Regions from separate parts of the Homo sapiens genome. Here all the other regions are linked to region 1. The links are chromatin contacts, found by Hi-C in ENCODE. All regions are on one chromosome and are shown on one strand. Each heading gives the region's core, a stretch centred on a gene start or an enhancer-like site at or near the end of the contact. The rest is flanking DNA. Distances are from core to core; before and after follow the strand shown. Region 1 overlaps ADSS2 (adenylosuccinate synthase 2). Region 2 has its middle 24 kb from the start of DRC8. Region 3 overlaps AKT3 (AKT serine/threonine kinase 3). Region 4 overlaps AKT3 (AKT serine/threonine kinase 3).

Region 1 (3,129 bases), core at 430-2,929:
AAAGTTGTTTGACAGTAAACAGTGTGTGCCATGAATAAATGTCCTCTTTAACTTTTAGCAAACCAAGAAGTCTTAAATAAAGTTGAAGTTCAATATAAGACTCTCCCAGGATGGAACACAGACATATCAAATGCAAGGGCGTTTAAAGAACTACCTGTTAATGCACAAAACTATGTTCGATTTATTGAAGATGAGCTTCAAATTCCAGGTAAACATAAACACTTTGTGAATAAGTTTTTTCTTTTCTCTCTCTCTCTTTTTTCTTTTTTTTTTTTTGAGACGGAGTCTCGCTCTGTCCCAGGCTGGAGTGCAGTGGCGGGATCTCGGCTCACTGCAACCTCTGCCTCCTGGGTTCAAGCTATTCTCCTACCTCAGCCTCCCGAGTAGCTGGGATTAGAGGTGCGCGCCACCACGCCTGGCTAATTTTTGTATTTTTAGTAAGAGACGGGGTTTCACCATGTTGGCCAGGCTGGTCTCTCCTGACCTCTTGGTCTGCCCACCTCAGCCTCCCAAAGTGCTGGGATTACAGGCATGAGCCAGCATGCCCGGCCAACTGTCTTTTCTTTTAACTTGCCTATGTGCCTTTGAAATAGAATAAAGGAAAGATCATTGTTACTTTACAGAGTGCACATGATTTGCATAAATGCCCAGGAAGATACAAAGTAATATTTTTATTCCTTAAAGTAAATACGATGCTCATCTTTAAATAGAAGATAATAGATTACTTCTCACCCTTTCTGACCCTGTCTTTAATTCTTAGTCTGTTTTTTTTTTATCCTGTGACATTGTCTCATTCACTTCTCCCTCTTAATAACAAATCCTCATGTATCTCTACCACCACAAAAAATGTTGTGTGTTTTTGGGGGGTTAAAAATGGTTTATGGTTTGTTTGGGTTAAATTACCCTTGAGATTTGGAGTTTCCTGAATATACACTGGGAAATAATTGGTATAGAAAATGGGAAATCTCACTAGAAAAAAATGTAAGAAAAAATTTTTAAAAATAATTAAGCCTATTTATTAAAGAACAAATATAAGATGGCGAGGGAGTTAGGCATAACAACGTATGGCTGTATCTAGTTATGTGAAGTCATTCTTTTAACAGATGGCTTTTTCCTTGTATCGTTTTGTTGGCATTGATGGATATTTGAAACATAAGAAAAAGTGAAGTGTGTGGGATGTGTCCTCCGTGTAAAATCTCTTTTGCCTTGTGCTTCGTTTCCAGCATGATTCTTGTTTTCCAAATTACTAGTTGCCCCTCCCAGCATGATGTCAAATTTAGTAAGCATATTTGCTTACTGCTCTTGGTCAGCATTTTCTTGAAATATAAACAGCAGTGAGTCTAACAAAAATCTGTAAAATACCACGAAGGTTGATCCTAACAGTACCTTATGGAAGCTGGCAATTCTGCAAATAATCTGAAACCATGTGATGCAGATGATTCGATTTCCATAGACTCCTGTAGTGGGCAGTTTCTGAGGCTGTGCAAGTTAAAATCATATTCTCATCTAGATGTTGAAGATGCTTATCTTGGCCTGTTATCAGGAACTTGATCACCAACTTTCTGTAGGTCTCTGCTGGTGTTGGTCAATATTTTACTATCCTAAGTCATTAGGAAAGTGAAAATATTGCACAGTTAAAAAGGGAACAGTAAGGCATACTGTCCTGTGCTGGGTCTTATTTGTACATCCTGTTTAGAAATCGGCACAGTCTGCTAACAGAATAGAGAACAGCAAAAAGGCACATAGGGAAAAGTTATGGTGATACTGAGAAAAGTAGGGGACTACCTGTTTTAATCCCAACGAGTGAACATTAGAGATGAATTGATTCAATTCCTTTTCTCTTTGTATTCTCCTAGTTAAGTGGATTGGTGTTGGTAAATCCAGAGAATCTATGATTCAACTCTTTTAATGATTGCCAGTAATGCAAGAAACACTCCTTGAGAGGGAGGGGAAAAGACTTTCTTAAATATTTCATTTATGACCTGCAAATTCAAGAATAAAGACACTGAAGTAAGTTTGAAGCCCTACAGTTGTTTCCAGTCTTTTCAGATGGATGCCTACTGTGGAGATTAACTTTGGCATATTCCAGTGTCAGCTTTCTTTAGCTGGAATTGCCAAATCATTTGTTGCTCCTGCTGCTCTCATGGTGCCACGTTTTTTTTTTCAATGTTTAGTAATAGTATAATCCATGTTGTTTGATATCAAAAGTAGAATTACTTTTAATGTAGTTTTTCTTCATTATTGTCATTGCGTGTTCTTAAGTTTTACCCCTATTAGATGGTAAGAACAATTAATGCAGTTTTGCACAAATATTTTTACATTCTGATCATTCAGTTCTGTCATTGTAATCTTTGTTGTTAGAAACAAATGATGAAAACATAGGGGTTCTGTAAACTTTTGTAATGCTATGAATTCTGTTTAAATTTTGGGCTGTCTATTTTCTGCTGAAACCATGCAAAATTGAGCTTTGGTGGGGCTGGGAGGGGGTTATGTATTCATGGGACCTTTAATTTGTACAGAACACAGAACTTATTTCTGTCAGTTATTTAATACATTGAAAATTTAGTGAAATGTTCAAAGAGAATAGATGTTTCCCAAAACAACAATCTTTATGTTAAAAATAGTCATTAAAAGATCTGTTGTAATATATGGTGGATATTTTTCTTTAATTTCAAACATTACCTCTGAAATGTGTATCTTTTCTTTTTTATCTTACCATTAATTTTAAATCTAGTGGATTGGTTTTCAACATCGTGCCTGCCGATATGCCTACAGAATCATCTGTAAGTGTCAAAATGAACCCACGTTGTTAGCCATAATTTTGATTATGCCTTTATTTCTCCTTTCTTGAAAAAAAAAAGGTGTTATTTTGACAATTAGGCATAACATTGTTTTGTAGATTATCTTTTAATGAACTATTTTAAATGTTAAATTAGGTGCCACTTAAATTTATTTTATTACACCATGAATAGCTGATTAAAAGAACCAAATATTTCTAGTATGCTTTGCGTATTGTGTTTTTGTTCTACTAAGAGAGGTTAGTAATAGTATATAGGAAGGAGCTTTATCTCTGTAGTGTAATACTTAGTTCAAGAAAAATTCTCAAATAGGAGCAGTATCGTTAGACTC
Region 2 (3,059 bases), core at 382-2,881, 540 kb before region 1:
AGTAGGGCACCATGAATGTATATACCTAATATGTACCCACAAAAATTAAAAATAAAAAAAATTTTAGATGCGTTGGAAGAAGAGGACTCAAAATCAAAAGAAACTTGAGATATTGTAACACCCAAATGTAATATGTACATTCTGATTCAAACATACCAATTGTGACATACAAAGAAGAGTACGTTTACAAGTAACAATCCAAAAAGAAAATTTCTCCAAAACCCATTATTGATATAGTGCCATAGAACACTTTGATGTTAAATAATATGATTTTCATGTAATAGTAATAAAAATATACCCTGCAAAATAAAAAACAGTAGTCTGAGATGTATGAGTTCTAATTATGATTATTGTTCTGTGAACTTGAACACATTACATAATACAGTCAGCTGTAAAATGGAAAGACCAATACCTCATGAAATGGTTATTCAAAGCACCTAATAAAAGTTATGGTAAAAACATGCTAAGCGTAAGTGCTAAAGCTACAGCTTTCAAATAATAGTCCCATAGTGTGGTGGGCAACCTCTGGGGTGGCCCTCAGTGATCTTCTCCTGCTGAGATTCCCACCCTTATGTAACTCCCTTCCCTTGAGTATGATGTCACTTCACAAATTAGGTTACAAAAAGGGGCCAGGCCTGTAATCCTGTAATCCCAGCACTTCGGGAGGCCAAGGCAGGTGGATCACCTGAGGTCAGGAGTTTGAGACCAGCCTGGCCAGCATGGTGAGACCCGGTCTCTACTAAAAATACCAAAATTGGCCAAGCGTGGTGGCGGGCACCTGTAATACCAGCTACTCAGGAGGCTGAGGCATGAGAATCTCCTGAACCTGGGAGGTGGAGGTTGCAGTGAGCTGAGATCATGCCACTGCACTCCAGCCTGGGTGACAGAGCAAGACTCTGTCTCAAAAAATAAAATAAAATAAAATAAAAATACAAAAATTAGCCGGGTGAGTTGTGGCCAGGCGTGGTGGCTCATGCCTGTAATCCCAATGCATTGGGAGGCCAAGGCAGGTGACCACAAGGTCAAGAGTTCATGACCAGCCTGGCCAACAGGGTGAAACCCCGTCTCTACTAAAAATACAAAAAAATTAGCCGGGCGTGGTGGTGGGCACCTGTAATCCCAGCTACTCAGGAGGCTGAGGCATGAGAATCTCTTGAACCCAGGAGGCAGAGGTTGCAGTGAGCCGAGATCAGGCCACTGCACTCCAACCTGGGTGACAGAGCAAGACTCTGTCTAAAAAGAAACAAAAAAGAAGAACAAAGAAATTAGGTTACAAAAAGATTAGGATTCGAGGTTAAGTTACCAGCAGAAGGATAATGAATGAAAAAAGTCATCAGTCTATCCCTACCTCTACACAGATTTTGCCTAAAGTAATCTCAGATCGTGACCTTGAACTGTTGATTTTGGGAGCTGGGTGATGGATAACAGAAAGGATCATTGTATGTTTCACTGGACTATTTTTAAAATCTTAACCATGTTTTTTTTTTTGAGACGGAGTTTCACTCTTGTTGTGAAACAGACCTCCAGAACTCTTTCACCTTGCAGAACTGAAACTCAATACCCATTAACCAACAGCTCTCCTTTTCCCTTCCCCATAGCTCCAGGTAACCATCATTCCTTCCACTTTCTGTTTCTATGAGTTTGACTCCTCCAGAAACCTCATGTAGGTGGAATCTACAGTATTTGTCCTCAAGGTTCATCTATGTTATAGCTTGTGACAGGATTTTCTTCCTTTTTGAGGCTGCATAGTATTCCATCATGTATATATACCAAATTTTGTTTATCTATTCATTCATTGATGGATATTTGGGTTGCTTCCACCTCTTGGCTATTGTGGATAATGCTGTCATGAACATTGGTTTGCAAATATCTCTTCGAGAGCCTTCTTTTATTTCTTTTGGATATGTACTCAGAAGTGAGGTTGCTGGGTCATATGGTAACGGTATTTTTAAATTTGTGAGAAACCATCATGCTGTTTTTCATGGTAATCACACCATTTTGCTATCCCGCCAGCCATTCACAGGGTTTCCAATGCCTCCACATCCCCACCAACATTTGCCATCTTCTGGGGTTTTTTTGGGTGGGGGATTGGGGGGAATAGTAGCTATCCTAATGGGTGTTAGGTGGTATCTCATTGAGGTTTTGATTTGTATTTTTCTAATGATCAGTGATGTTGGGTATCTTTTCATGTACCTGTTGGCCACGTGTATGTCATCTTTGGAAAAATGTCTATATAACTCCCTTGCCCATTTTTTATAGTTTTTTTTCTTTTTTTCATTAAACTTTTTATTATTTTTATTTTATTTATCTTTTTTTTTACAGAGACAGGGTCTTGCAATATTCCTCAGGCTCACCTTGAATTCCTGGACTTAAGTGATCCTCCCAATTCAACCTCTTGAGTAGCTTTTGACTACAGGCGTGCACCACTGTGCCTAGGTTTTTGCCCATTTTTAAATAGGATTATTTGATATTTTGTTGTTGAGTTGTAGAAATTACTTATATATTAAATAATTGTGAATATTTTGGATGTTAACCTCTTACCAAATATATGATTTACAAACGTTTTCTTCCATTTTGTAGGTTGCCTTTTTACTCTGTTGATTGTGTCTTTCGATGCACACAAGTTTTTAAGTTTGAGGTAGTCTCATTTGTCTTTCTTTCTTTCTTTCTTTCTTTCTTTCTTTCTTTCTTTCTTTCTTTTTCTTTCTTTTTCTTTCTTTCTTCCTTTTTTAAGAAAGGCAGAGTGCCACATGCAGCACCTCATTTGGATGTGTCTGGAGTCTTGGAAGCTTAACTACCCTACATTCTCCTACAAATGGACCTTGAGAGCTTGTTTGAAGGTTCTAGCCGGGGAGTGCAGCTACTCTTATACCCTTGACCGGAGACCAGTCCTCCTCTATCTGGGATGGTTGTCCTCTTAAACCAAGCGCACAGCTTCGGGAGGCGAGGGAGGAAGGGGACACGTGCCTAGTCAGCCAGGTCAGCCAAATCAACCCTGGCAATCAATGGGGTGACAGGTGCCACAGCCAGATCACCCTCACATCCATATTTTTTTTAAC
Region 3 (3,093 bases), core at 103-2,602, 680 kb after region 1:
CCCTCTCTGCTTTATCATTCACACCGGCATATAAAGGTGCAATAGTATCTTCCATCCTAAAAAGAAAAGCCCCCTCTTGACATATTGCTTCCCATTCTGCTACTGCCTCTATTTCTGCTTCTCTTTTAATAAAATTTTATTGCATGGTTTGTCCACACTGGCATCTTTCATATTCTCACCTTGTAGTTAATTTTCTGCCCTAAACTCTAGTTTATTTGGATTTCTTACTCCTCTGAAGAGTCTAGTAAAAATCATTGACATCCGCGTGAACATTTTTCTCTTTCTTTTTCTCCATCTCTTAATATCATTCAGCACAAGTAGCAACTCAATTCTTGAAACCCAACCTTGGTTTCTCCTAACTCATTGGCTCTTCCTTTCTGATCTTGTATCAGTTCTTGATACACTACCTGATGCCTACTTATTGGAGGGCCATGTGACTCCATGGAGGACTCCTTTCCCTAAGGAAAAACTAAGTTTCCCTGAAGTCCTTTTTGTCTCTAATAACTTTTTACCTCTTCTGGGATGTCTGGCATATGACTCTTGCCTTAGAGTCCATAGACTGCAAATGAGTTTGTGCTTTTAATGACACGTACTTTAAAACTCATTGATCTTAGTTTTATTAAGTCTTTAGATTTTTGAAAATTTTCTTTCAAGTGGTTATTCTTTGAAATCGTGAAGAACTGACAGCATATGACCAGACAGTTTTTCTACAAAAGCATTGGGATTGCCTGTCCTGTCCTATCTGTTCCCATAAAGTTTTAGGTGAAATACAAAGGTTTATGATCTAAATTCACAATTGCTAGTATGATGCATTAGCACACCATAAGTTCACAGTACTCTTTGCACTATATTCCTGAATGATTAAAACTTACAGCTGGCATAGTATCAAGTGCTGGCTGCCCAAGTGTCTCCCTCACAACCTATAGATAGAGTTTATTGCCTGTCACAGAAAGGGAGTACACCACCTGGTTAGAACTTTGGCGGTTTCTTGGAGGGAAGAAAGCAAGGATAGTATGTACTGAGAATCAAAGTTTGGTTGAGGTTGAGTGAATACTGGGTGTGTGTGTGTGTTTGATTAAAATTGGATGATGACCATTATGCAACAGCAAGGGATTCAAAAAATCTTACATACTGTTGGGGCTTTCTATTGAATCGTTGATGCGTGTTTCAGGAGTTTGCTGTGATGAACAATCAAACCGTTTGCCAGGGTGAGGCTCTCCCTGAATAGTCAAGTCATGTTAACGTACACTGTGAGTTGTTTAGGGAGTTGATAGTTTTAGTCTTCAAGTTGTATGTGGTTTCTGTTAAACTATTAATGTCATAGGACTACAACATACTACTTCAAGCTCTTAAAATGGCTTTCCCTTATTTTTGAGAGATGTAGCTGAGTGCTGCTTATAGTCAGGTCAATTCTTATAAAACACCAACATCCCTCTATGCCTAAATATCAAATCAGTGTTATAATTATTTTTTTAAACTAAGATTATATCAAATTTTTTAGTTTGATACTTACAAAATAGTTATGATGCTTTTTTTTCTTGGTTCTCTTTTTTTCTTTGCTAGAAAGACTTTGAACTATAAGGATGGAGGTTCCTTTTCTGCAGACTTAAGAAAGAGGATGTGAAACTTGGTGTCATGAGTTCTAAATACCTCAAGTTATTGTTGCAAGAATAGGGTTTTCAGTTTTGCAATTTCAGCCTATAAATTACAATGAAGAGTAAGAGTCCTTATAATAATAAACTTTTGGGGCTGGGAGCAGTGGCTGACACCTGTAATCCTGGCAATTTGGGAGGCTGAGGTGGGAGGATCATTTGAGGCCAAGAGTTCTAGACCTTCCTGGGCAACATAGCAAGACCCTATCTCCACAAAAAGTGAACAAAATTAGCCACGCATGGTAGTGCATGCCTGAAGTCCCAGCTACTTGGGAGGATTGCTTGAGTCAGGAGGTCAAGGCTGTGTTGAGCTGAGATTGTACCATCGCACTCCAGCCTGGGCAACAGAGCAAGACCCTGTCTCAATCAATCAATCAATCAATCAACTAACTTACTTTTGGTATTGTATGCTGATTTATGAAGGTTGAACCTAGGATTAAATGTTGTCTTTTGTCTGCCCTTTATTTTTCTTCCCTTAACAGATGCCATGTTGAGCTGCCTTGTCCTGATTTTGACCCACAATGTGTATTCAGCCTCAGCACTTATTATGTAGGTTAGGCTCCTTTTAAATGTTAATGTTTCACATTTATGCTTGTGTGAATTGCTCATTTTCTGTCATAACCTGGGGGTATGGAAGGAATCTGTTGAAGACCAAGGAGGTGGGCTTTACCACAATACTGACATCTCTTCTCAGCTCAGGCAGGGAGCCTTGGCTAGGCCACCTATTGCCACTGCCTAAGTAGAAGGTGATTGGCAGAATCTTATCTGCTTTGCTTTGACTTTTCATTGCCAGAGTTTGTTGAAGGATGCCAGATGTTTGGGAAAACAAGTTTCTTTTTGCTTTCTATCCCTATTCTTGCCAAATTCTTACCTGTTTTTTCATGAGGATGCCCTGGCTTGCAAGAAAAAGCAAGAAAAATAAAAACATAAGTTTGATTCTTAATTTGAGCATTCTGACCCATTTTCAGCTTTATATATCCTTGGTCCATTTTTCTTCCTGTTATTTTGACAACTCTCATGGCTGTGGGACTGAGTGCTTGTTCATAGATAAATGTTAACTTTCTTTTGGGTTGAAAAAGAGAATATTGGTTGCTAAGTTGAGCAACCACAGACTGAGATTTTCAGAAAATTGACAACTTCTTTTGAGAATTTACCTGTTGTAAGTTATAGAAACTGAACTTAAATATTACCAAACAACCATATTAAATATTTGCCATATTTTAGATTGTTCCCTGCATTAATTGAGTTCACTTTATAGGTGTAAAATATTTTTATATTTAGTAAGCAGATCAAATAATATTAACCCCACAACTTTTTCCCACACGTTAAAAAACACCTGACTCTTCATCCAGATAATTTTTCCAGATTTCACCACTGGAATTTACTTATACATCCTTTAATACCTAAATAATCAGTCTTGTTCTGATATTATCTGCCTTTC
Region 4 (3,256 bases), core at 660-3,159, 810 kb after region 1:
CTGTCTTTCTCCCATTGAATGATTTGGTACCCTTGTCAAAAATCAGTCATATATGTGTGGGTCGATTTCTGGACTCTGCATTCTGTTGTATTGGTCTATATCTATCCTGAAACCTATACCACACTGTCTTCACTATGCCACACACTTACTTTAGAATAAGTGTTAAAATCAGGCAGCTTGAATCTTTCAATTTTGATATTCTTTTTAAATTTGGTTTTGCTATCCAATTTCCTTTGCATTTCCACATAAATTATAGAGTAAGCTTGTTGAATTCTACATAAAAGCCTCCTGGATTTTAATTGTGATTGTGTTAAATCTGTTGATCAATTTGGGGAGAATTGACAGTTTCACAGTGTTGTCTTCTGATTCATAAATATGGTATATGTTTTCCCATTATTTAAGTCTTTAATTTCTTTCAACAATATTATGTAGTTTTTAGTGTACAGGTCTTGAAAGTTTTAAAAATTTATCCTTAGGGATACTTTATAATTATTTTATGTTTTTAAGTTATAAATGGTTTATCAGTCATTATTAAAAATTTCAATTTGTAGTTGATTCTTGCTAATATATAGACATACAGTTGATGTTTACTTATTAGCCATACTAATATTAGTTTTAGTAGTCTTTTATTGTAAATATATTGGATTTCTCTATGTAGATGATCATGTCAGGTGAGAACAAAGACAGTTTTACTGCTATTTTCTAATATGTGTACATTTCCTTGCCTTATTAAACTATCCAGGATGTTTAGAACAGTGTTAAAGAGCAGGATAAGAGCAAATATCCTTGCTTTATACCTAATTTTAGGGCAGAAGCATTCATACTGTCACCATTAACCATGTTGTTAGCTGTAGATTTTTCGTAGATGCTCTTTATTAAAAGTTGAAGAATTTCTATTAGTAATTTGATGAGTTTAAATAATCTTAGTTTGATTAGCTCTGCTTCTTTGTTCTTATGGTGGTAGCTTTAGGGTTTAGAATATGTATCTTTTCTCATCACGGTAGACTTTCAAACAATATGCTGTGTCACTTTACCTGTACTGTAAGAACCTTATAACAGCATACGTCTATTTTCTTACCTTCTATCTGAACCTTAAAAGGCATACATCTGTTTCCCTGCCTTCTGTCTTTTGTGCAGTTGTTCTCAGACATTTTACTTCCATGTATTTTTTAACCTTTACAATACACTGTTTTTGCCTTAAGCAATTATCTTTAAAATAATTTTTAATAGAAAAAATGTTTTATATTCATAAAGTAGTCATTTTAAGTGTTCTCTTTTCCTTTGTGTTGGTATACATTTTCATCTATTACATTTTCCTTTTGCATAAAAACTTCCTTTAGCATTTGTTTTTGTAGTGCAGGTCTGATAGCCGTAACTTTTGTTAGCTTTTATTTGTGTGAGAAAATCTGCATTTTGTCTTAAGATGTTTCCCTTTCTTTAAAACAGTTTTGCTGAGTTAATAACAAATTATAAATAATTTGTACATATTTAAAGTGTACAATCTGATAACTTTTGACCCATGAAATCATCACCACGATAAAAATAACATCCCCACAAATGTTCTCCTATACAGGAGATTTTAGGAGGAAAGGTGCATTTGAACTAAATCTTCAAGAACAGGTATGTTCCCCAAATAAGATTAGCTCATTCAATCAAAAGTATGTATTAAATGCTTACTGCGTTCGCTAGGATGAATAAAACAGTCATGATTTCTAGAAGGAGATGCATATTATAAAATAATAAAACAAAATAAACCCAATAAATATAATGGCAACAGAGTGCTGTAGTATGAGAGAGAATGATGGAGAACCTACTATAAATTTAGTTATCTCTTTGAGGAAGTAGTGTTAGGTTGACATTTGAAGGGTATGTGGGAAGGAACTTCCTGTGCTCTGATGAGAGAAGCCTGTTGAGCATGAGACTTTAGGGCACGGCTGTAGATGCAGTCATCTTTTTGCAAGGATGGGCTGAATACCTGTTCACTTACTAAACCGTGGGAGTACAGCTACACTCTAGTGCAGTTCCTGTTAGGCTATTATGAGAGAGAGTTATGGAGAAAATTTCTTCCTAATAGAATGATGAAATATGCTTGTATATTTAGTAGTTTGAGTTAATGCATTTTACATTACTGTATTCCTATAGCATGGCTAAGCTTAACAATAAAAAAAAACTATGTAGTCTTTGCCTTTATAAAGGAACTTAACTTGATAAAGATAAGCTCCCTATTTTAGCAGCAAATAATTCACTTTCCTTTTTGAACAAAGATAAGATTATTCAACTATTATATATGATTTTTAATACTTCCAATGAAAATATTTTACCTCAAAAACCTTAAGGATGATTTTTCTTATAATTTTTTGAGAGGTATTTCTGAATTTAATTTTATTTTTTGCAATACATATTTATGAAGAATATAATATGTGTCATATACTAGGCATGGTGCTGAAGATGCAAAGATATGGTGTACTGTCATAATTTTCTCATTTTCCTATGCCTTTGCCAAGAAAAAAATAGAGCATTAAATTTATAATAAGCATAAATCAGTACATTAATTATTAGTACATTTATTTGAAACCTTTGAATAATTTTTTTCTATTGCAAAAGTGATAATGTACATTCATTACAGAGAACTTCAAAAAGCCAAAAAAATTATTTTAATTCTGTCAAAAAAGTTCTTATTGAATGCTGCTTTCTTCAAGGCAGGCACTGTACTATGTGCTTAGTATACTACATGAGCAAGACAGATGGTCTCTGCATTTAAGAAGGGCATAGGCCAGGCCCAGTGGCTCATGCCCAGCACTTTGGGAGGCCAAGGCAGGAGGATCACTTGAACCCAAGAGTTCAAGACCAGCCTGAGCAACATAGGGAGACCCTGTATCTACCAAAATAGTTAAAAATTAGCCAGGTGTGGTAGCCAGTGCCTGTGCTCCCAGCTACTCGAGAGACTGAAGTGGGAAGATTGAGTGAGCCCAAGAGGTTGAGGCTGCAGTGAGCCATCATGCGACTGCACTTCAGCCTTGGCAACAGAGTGAGACCCTGTCACCAAAACAAAACAAAACAAAACAAAAATGCATAGTATTCTGGGGAATGGATATTAAATAATTACAAGTATTTTTTGAGGTATGAAACAGAAGATAAAAACCACTCTAAATCTTACCATCTAGAAATAATTGCTAATACCGTGTTAATATATTTTCCACTGTTTATACTGTACACATATTTTCAATTTTATCATTTTAAAATATGTTACTTGTTG

Evidence for each region. A loop is a pair of places that touch in the nucleus more often than their neighbours do. Pooled maps may share reads with other maps.
Region 2: a loop to region 1 is called in a map with no recorded cell type, with 5 times the contacts of the local background. The contact joins two enhancer-like sites. A Hi-C loop is called at or near these places in 4 of 37 single-sample maps with no recorded cell type and 3 of 50 pooled maps.
Region 3: a loop to region 1 is called in a map with no recorded cell type, with 16 times the contacts of the local background. The contact joins two enhancer-like sites. A Hi-C loop is called at or near these places in 4 of 37 single-sample maps with no recorded cell type and 3 of 50 pooled maps.
Region 4: a loop to region 1 is called in a map with no recorded cell type, with 6 times the contacts of the local background. The contact joins two enhancer-like sites. A Hi-C loop is called at or near these places in 6 of 37 single-sample maps with no recorded cell type and 4 of 50 pooled maps.

What each region holds. Positions count from the first base shown.
Region 1 is chr1:244,408,366-244,411,494 of GRCh38, reverse strand. ADSS2 (adenylosuccinate synthase 2) reads left to right here. Exons shown (of 13, transcript NM_001126.5): 12 at 59-208; 13 at 1,857-3,001. The coding sequence ends at 1,909. Among named protein-coding and RNA genes, the nearest start is that of ADSS2, 42 kb to the left of the region's middle. Within about 2 kb of position 1,679, at least 2 of the 41 ENCODE cell types and tissues checked have a DNase peak (open chromatin) inside an H3K27ac peak, as active enhancers do.
Region 2 is chr1:244,943,888-244,946,946 of GRCh38, reverse strand. It overlaps the pseudogene RN7SKP55. Among named protein-coding and RNA genes, the nearest start is that of DRC8, 24 kb to the left of the region's middle. Within about 2 kb of position 1,631, at least 3 of the 41 ENCODE cell types and tissues checked have a DNase peak (open chromatin) inside an H3K27ac peak, as active enhancers do.
Region 3 is chr1:243,726,235-243,729,327 of GRCh38, reverse strand. All of the region lies in intron 2 of AKT3 (AKT serine/threonine kinase 3), which reads left to right. Among named protein-coding and RNA genes, the nearest start is that of AKT3-IT1, 67 kb to the left of the region's middle. Within about 2 kb of position 1,352, at least 3 of the 41 ENCODE cell types and tissues checked have a DNase peak (open chromatin) inside an H3K27ac peak, as active enhancers do.
Region 4 is chr1:243,597,309-243,600,564 of GRCh38, reverse strand. All of the region lies in intron 8 of AKT3 (AKT serine/threonine kinase 3), which reads left to right. Among named protein-coding and RNA genes, the nearest start is that of AKT3-IT1, 200 kb to the left of the region's middle. Within about 2 kb of position 1,909, at least 6 of the 41 ENCODE cell types and tissues checked have a DNase peak (open chromatin) inside an H3K27ac peak, as active enhancers do.